Regions from separate parts of the Homo sapiens genome. Here region 2 is linked to region 1. A link is a contact called in ENCODE Hi-C data. All regions are on one chromosome and are shown on one strand. The core of a region is the stretch at or near the end of the contact, and the rest is flanking DNA. Distances in the headings are between cores, read along the strand shown. Region 1 holds the start of FRMD3 (FERM domain containing 3). Region 2 holds the start of GKAP1 (G kinase anchoring protein 1).

Region 1 (3,285 bases), core at 121-2,620:
AGACTGAGTTTGTCCTGTGTGGTATTTATTAGTGATCAACAGGGAGAGGAGGCAGGAGCAGGCAGAGAGAGAAGTCCAAATGCAATGCGGACTCCCCCAAACCTTAGCCAACCCCACTAGGTGTCCTAGAGAATATATGGCCCACCAGACTGTCCAGGGCAGGTAAAATTTGTGTGCCACTCTTCCTCGACCCCCAGGACAGGGCATATCTTTGGATGAGGGGACTCTATGCAGGCACAAACCTTGAAAAAGCTGACAGCTGGTCAACACCTCCTCTTCTAACAAATGTTCCTTCCTAATGACCTGTTCTGCTCCGGCAAGAGCAACAGGGTGAGAGGACTTCCATCTCTCCCAGCTCCTGGACATTCTAGTGCTCACATTCAAGCTCCATACCCCTGACTCAACAGCTGCTCCTGGCCACTCTCGGGCCTACGGTACCTGACACAGTGGCTCTAGCCACCTTGGGGACAACAGAGAGGCAGGATACCTCCTACCTTCAACACCCTGGAGGCGCGTGGGGAATTCCAGAGTCCTCAATACCCAGAGATTGGACTAAAACGGGATGGGGCACATCCGCTTTGCCATTAGACCTCTTAATTCCTGAGCAACCGGGAACTGGAGGAGGTCTGTAAAGCAGGGGAGTAGGATAGGAACCTATCCCTCTTGCTCGGGTCAAAGGTATGCTATCAAAGATCACACTAAGATGTTGGGAGATTTAAAGGAGGATTTGCACATGGAAGGCTCTTTTTTGGAGAAAGAGACTGAGTCCTAGCTAGCATTAAATAAAACAATGGCTTAAACAATCTCCATGAGTACCAGAGATTTTTACTATTAGCGATATTCCTGGTGTAGCCGTGTCAGGGCTGTCACTCTCTCTGTCACTCGCCCTGGGCCCAGCAATCCTTTCCCGAGGCGGAATCCCCCTGGCGGTGTGGGTCAGGATCGCTCTCCGTCCCCTACCCGCGCCAGGTCCCTGGAGCTGAGCAGAGCAGGGCGCTGTCGAGCGCGTTGGGGAGCCGGGGCCGGGACGAGCACAACCGGGAGCCCGAGCGACAGCGGCCAGGGGAGGGAGGAGGCGGTGAGGCTGAGGAAGGCAGTCGGGCCCAGCTTGACGCAGCGGCGGCTGCGACTGAGCAGGCCACCACCAGGGCACCCGGGCCAGCCGCGCCAGCCATCCCTCCGCCTCCTCCTTCAGCTGCTCGGCGCGCGTGGGAGTGAGTGCGTCGCGAGCCCGCCGGGGGTCTCAGGCTCTGGGCGTCCTCGGCGAGCGAGCCCGGGCAGAGGGAGGCGCACGAGCGCGCGCGACAGAAGGAGGCGGGGAAAGGAGGGGGCGAGGCGGAGGCGAGCGAACAGAGGGAGGGACCCGCCCGCCGCGCCCCGGCCGCTGGGCATGTGTGTCCGCAGGCGCCCGACGCTGCCGATGTCCCGGGGCTGAGCCGCGCCCAGGTGTCCCGGACAGTGCGTGCGAGCGTGTGTGTCCGCGCAGGCGAGCACCGCGCCGGCCCTGAGCCTCCCGCTCGCTCCCCACGGCCGCGGTGCATGTTCGCCTCCTGCCACTGTGTGCCGAGAGGCAGGAGGACCATGAAAATGATCCACTTTCGGAGCTCCAGCGTCAAATCGCTCAGCCAGGAGATGAGATGCACCATCCGGCTGCTGGACGACTCGGAGATCTCCTGCCACATCCAGGTGCGCGTGGAACCGGGCGAGGGCGCGGGGCACACGCCGGGAGCAGGGCGGGGGGCCTTTGCGGTGGGCATGCGAGAACAAGGAACCCACTCCCGGAGGGGATTGGGGGACTGCTAGAAAGCCAGATTTCGATTCCTCAGGCCTCTGAGGGTGGGGGGCCTTATCCTGGCATGGAGGGGCATGGTGCCCTGCAAGCGCCAGGCACGCGTTATCCGCGCCCAGTCTCCTTCCCCTCGCGTGCACCCTGCGCGCGCGTCTCACTGCGCCCGGGCTAGGGGCGCGGGGCAGCTGCCTCCGGAGGGACTCTGGCCCCTCTGGGCCCTACTCCGCCAGGAGATGGGAGCTCCGAGGGCTGAGAGGGGCACCTGCATGTCGCCCACTGGTATTTCCTCCCTTCTTCCACGTGGAGAAGGCATGCATCAGCTGGGTTCACTCATTTCTGTCTCCCGCGCCCAGGCTCCGGAGACGCCCTCAGTCCCGGAACCTGCTTTCCGCTCCGTGTCGGTCCCCCTCACCCTCCGCCGGTGGTCTTTAGTTCTCCGCGTGGGGCGGTGGCGAAGTTTCCCCAGAGTGAGAGAGGCCGGGCTGCCCTGGGCGCCAGCCTTGAGGGATGGAGCGCGCGCTGCGCCGGACTGGAGCTACCTCGAAAGGAATGTGTGAAGTCTGAGTGTTTCGGAGAAAGGAAAAGGGATTGTGAGGCCAGCAAGTGGGGAGCCCTGCAGGAACCTGGGTCCTGGGTAAAAGAGCCCCGTGGAATCTTGGTGGACATTCACTGTCGCCCAAGTTGGAGGAGAAGGCGAGTTGTTTGGGAGAAGGCAGCTTTGCTGGCAGCCCTGTCCTCGGGTAGTAAGTGCCTCTGGGCTGTCAGGAGAGCTAGTGTGAGGTGCAAAGGTGTGTGTGTGCATGTGGTTGCGCGTGCGTGTGCATATTTGCTGTGGGTGAATATGTAGGCAGGTGGGAGCCCCTCTTCCAGGACCCCAAAGATGCCCCACTCGGTGCGCACACAATCAGGAAAGGTTGTGTCAGGGCTCAGCACAATTAACTTCTGACTTCTAAATCTATTTAACTGTTTATCTCTGGGATTTCCTTTCTCACCTACCCTAGTCGAGTCTTGAGGCTCTGGGACTGAGCTTTTTTTTTTTTTTTTTTTTTTTAGTGTAATACAGGGCACACCACCCATGTCAGTGGGAGGTGAGTGGGGCAGCATCTCCCAGAGTAGGAATCAGCCTCTAGGCTGTGCAAACCATGAAGGAATGAAAGGACTTTCCCTGTTTTATTTTTATTTAATTTTTGTTAGTGGGAGTGTGTGACATGTTGGGGGCAGTTGCAATTAATTTGTAACCTGACAGCCGGACAAGTGTCAAGGTAGGAATGTGATGCCCCATGATCTCCCAGGAAAGTAGGCTCCCATTGAATTTTCTGGGGGAGCTTGAATTTCATTCTGAGCTAAGCAGCACTGCTAAACTTAATAATAAAAGGATTAGCAGGATAGGCAGTGTTTCTACTGCCACAAGGGTTGCACAGAAGCATCTGGCATGTACTAATAGTCTTGTGATCCAGAGAGTGTGGACTGTGCACTTTGCTTTAAGTCCTAAAGTG
Region 2 (3,305 bases), core at 422-2,921, 280 kb before region 1:
TTTCTAGTTCAGTCCTCTTTCCCATATTACAAAACCTTTATTTCTAACTTATTAGTGTCCATGTCTCTCTGGCTGTCTTGACAACCCTTTGAATTCTTAAAATGTCCAAATCTAAACTGATCTCTCAAGAAGTAGCTCCCTCTCCTTTGTAATTGTCTCTTTTCTCTCTTGCAATTATCTACAAACTCAAAACCTCCACTTTCTTTGATTTCTCTCTTCCTACCCACAATTAATCAATCAGTTGCCAAATTCTATAGATACTGCATGCACATCATCTCTCAACTATGCTCTTTTAAATTCCCCTAGCTGTCCCTTTAGGTCAGACTCATCATTTTTACCTGGCCTACAGTAGATCTGTCCGTTTTTCCACCTCTGATTTCTGCTTCCCCTCACAGATAAATCACTAGCACAAAGAAAAAAAAAAACCTTCCTTTTCTTCCCCCAAACTTCTGAACCATAAAAACTCAAAATACTGAATTAAATATAAATTCATCCATTTGGTATCTTAGGCCCCATACTCCTTTGTCTTTTCTACCTCTCAACATACCCTGGAGTCTTTGCTCTTTCCCCAACACAACTTTCACTGATTCGCCTTCATATATATTCTCATGCTATCCCTGCTTGCTGTAAAACTCTCCCTGTCTCCTTCAAGGTCAATCCCAAATGCCTACTCCTTCATGCTGCCTTTCTTTCCTTATCCCCAAGACAGATATACACGGTTCTTTGATTCCCGGCAGTACTCTGCCACTTTTCACGTGGCACCTATCATGGTTTGTCTTTTATTGTCTGTTTTATCTTTGTTTTATTCCTTACTTCTTTGAAGGCAAAGGTATCTTCAACTCCCCTCTAACTCTGAAGCATCTTACCTGTGGGGCGTCTAATATTAGTTGAATCATGGGGATTTATGGAGATAATGTGATGCGCTGGTAAGCTAACAGAATTGGAAGCCAGTACAGCTGGGTGCCGGCTCTGCCGTTTATTAGCTGTGAGGTTTTGGGTAAGTCACTTAACTTCGCCTGTAAAATTAGTCCACTACGACCTGATGGAGAACCAAGGGAGATAACGTTAAAGCGCCCTGCAACTCTACAGGGAACTGAGCAATGTTAGTTATTTTCCTTACAGAGATCTGATGCACTCTTGCTACTGGAATCTTGACTTGCAGGACCATCCCTACTTCATTGCCTGGAGGTCGAACCCCAAGTTGCAGGGAACCCAAGCTACCAGGTCCCACTGCCCTTTTCCACTCCAGGGCCCTCTAACCGCTCTCCGCGTCGCAGGTGATCCTGCCTTGCTGCGGGGGAGTGGCCTAGAGTCTCACTCCCTCGGGAGGCCTCCCTCCTTCCACCCGCTTGAGGAGAGCCCTTCTCTTCCCTGTGACCCCGAAGACCGTGGCGCCGCCGCCTACGTGAGGCGTTTGGACCCTGCCCGGCCCCCGTAGCTCCCCTTCTCCAGCAGGTGGTTCTGGTCCTCTCCCCCAACTCGGGCGCTCACGTCACCGGCGAACCTCTAACCAGCGCCAGCGCCGCTACCAACCGCGAAAATAAACAAACCCCCGCGCTCGGCGGACGCGCCAGGCCCCGCCCCCGCCCCCGCCCCCGCCCCGAGGCTCTCACGCCGCCTCCTCCGCCCGGGCTTCCCTCCACCCTCCGCCCGCCCGCCTGCTCTCAGCCGCGCTCTCCCCGCCCCTCACCGCAGCCTGCAGCCGCGCTCACCTCCGCGGTCCGCCCCGGCGCCCCGGGACCCGTTAGTGCCCAGCCTGTGGGCCGACCGCGACCCCCGCCCGGCGCGAGCCTGCCCCCAGCTCTGCCGACACTTGACCCAGACCAGTCCCAACGCCCAGTGCGGCCGCCCGGGGAGCCGCGGGAGAGGCGGCGGCGGGGGGAGGAGGGAGAGGAGGGCCGAGCCGGCGGCACGGGAGGCCCGGTGAGTACGCGGAGGCGGGCCCGCCTCGCGGGTGTCCGCTCCGGCACCCCGGAGGCGTAGGCAGCGGCTCGACAGCGCTCCCCTCGGCGCCCCGGCCTCGGGTGGCGGGGACTCGGCCTGAGGCGACGGGCCCCACTGACCGGAGCCGCTGGGCAGAGGGCACGGGAGGGCCGCGGCCCGACGCTCGGCGCAAGGCTCGGGGCGGCGGGGAGGGACTCGCACCCGACTCCCAGGCCGGCGACCGCTGAGCCTCCCGAGACCCCGTGGGGGCCGCTCGAGTGACAGGTGCCACCGTCCCCTCCCCGCCGCTGGCGCCCGCGCTCCCTCCCGGGGAGCCGGGCGCTCGGAAATTTCTGGAGCAACGACCTGACTCGTTTTCTCCCTTTCAGGTTTTGAAGCCGCTTCTCTGCCCGAGTTAGGTTTCGCCCAGCGCAATTTCTTTCTCTATGTACTTTGCGAATAAGTTTCGGAGCATCGGTTAACAGCCTATGGGTGAAATTTGGCTTTCATTCATGAATGAGGTATAGTGAATTACTTTTTGAATATAGTGCTCCTCCTCCTCCCCCGCCAGCTATTGAAAAGTGATTTTTTTTTCTGTTATTGTTTGGAACAGCCTTACCGAATTTTTGTCAGATCTCTAGCATTAAGGTGCTTCATAAATATTGAACAGTAACGACAAAAATAGTTTATCAAATTGGCTGATTGCCTTTTCTCTTCCTCCTCTTTTTCACTCTTTACCTTCGCCAGATTTTTCAGAGTAGATGCAAGTGCTTTCATTAGAAGAACTAATGAAAGATCGTCTGTCTTACACTAAAAAGCCGGAGACACTTTTCTTCACCATTTAGCATTGTCTGTTGTGTAGTAAATGTGCTTGGGATTGTAACTGGAATCATTTAATAAATGTGACTTGTAGCTATAAAAATATTTGAGAAGCTTTTTGGCAAATTAAAATATTAAAAATCTTCATAGAAGTCTAGATTTCTTTTCTCAACAGATTTATAACACTATAGTAGCTTCAATTCTGGAGTAAGAGCAAAACCCAGAAGTTGACCAAAAGAACCTTGTGTGAAAATAGATGTATTTTACTCGTGGGAGAATCCCTCAGGTCCTCACTGAGTACCTGCTTGTATTTTTTGTTTAACTTTCTTGGCCTGCAGAAAGTGGGAGCTGCAGATTGGAGAGGGATCTCAGTACTTAACTATGAGAAAAAAATGGAGTTTGGGGCATACCCATTGGGTTTACATCACTTACAGTAAGTGTGTTTGGAGCAGAGTTTTAGTATGCACTTCACACTTGCTGATTGTGAACCCTATTTTTTTTTTTTCTTGAGGCGGAATTTTGCTCTTGTTGCCCAGGCTGGAGTGTAATGGCGCGATCTCGGC

Evidence for each region. A loop is a pair of places that touch in the nucleus more often than their neighbours do. Pooled maps may share reads with other maps.
Region 2: a pooled map shows a loop between it and region 1 (1.9-fold over the local background). The contact joins the promoter of GKAP1 here to the promoter of FRMD3 in region 1. A Hi-C loop is called at or near these places in 1 of 50 pooled maps.

Annotation. Positions count from the first base shown.
Region 1 is chr9:83,536,486-83,539,770 of GRCh38, reverse strand. FRMD3 (FERM domain containing 3) reads left to right here and starts at 1,370. Exons shown (of 14, transcript NM_174938.6): 1 at 1,370-1,686. The coding sequence starts at 1,540. RefSeq lists a silencer at 3,123-3,285.
Region 2 is chr9:83,816,135-83,819,439 of GRCh38, reverse strand. It overlaps GKAP1 (G kinase anchoring protein 1), which reads left to right and starts at 1,671. Exons shown (of 13, transcript NM_025211.4): 1 at 1,671-1,923; 2 at 2,313-2,444. LOC101927552 (a long non-coding RNA gene) reads right to left here and starts at 1,774. Exons shown (of 6, transcript XR_001746793.2): 1 at 1,713-1,774; 2 at 1-1,039. RefSeq lists a silencer at 1,477-2,296.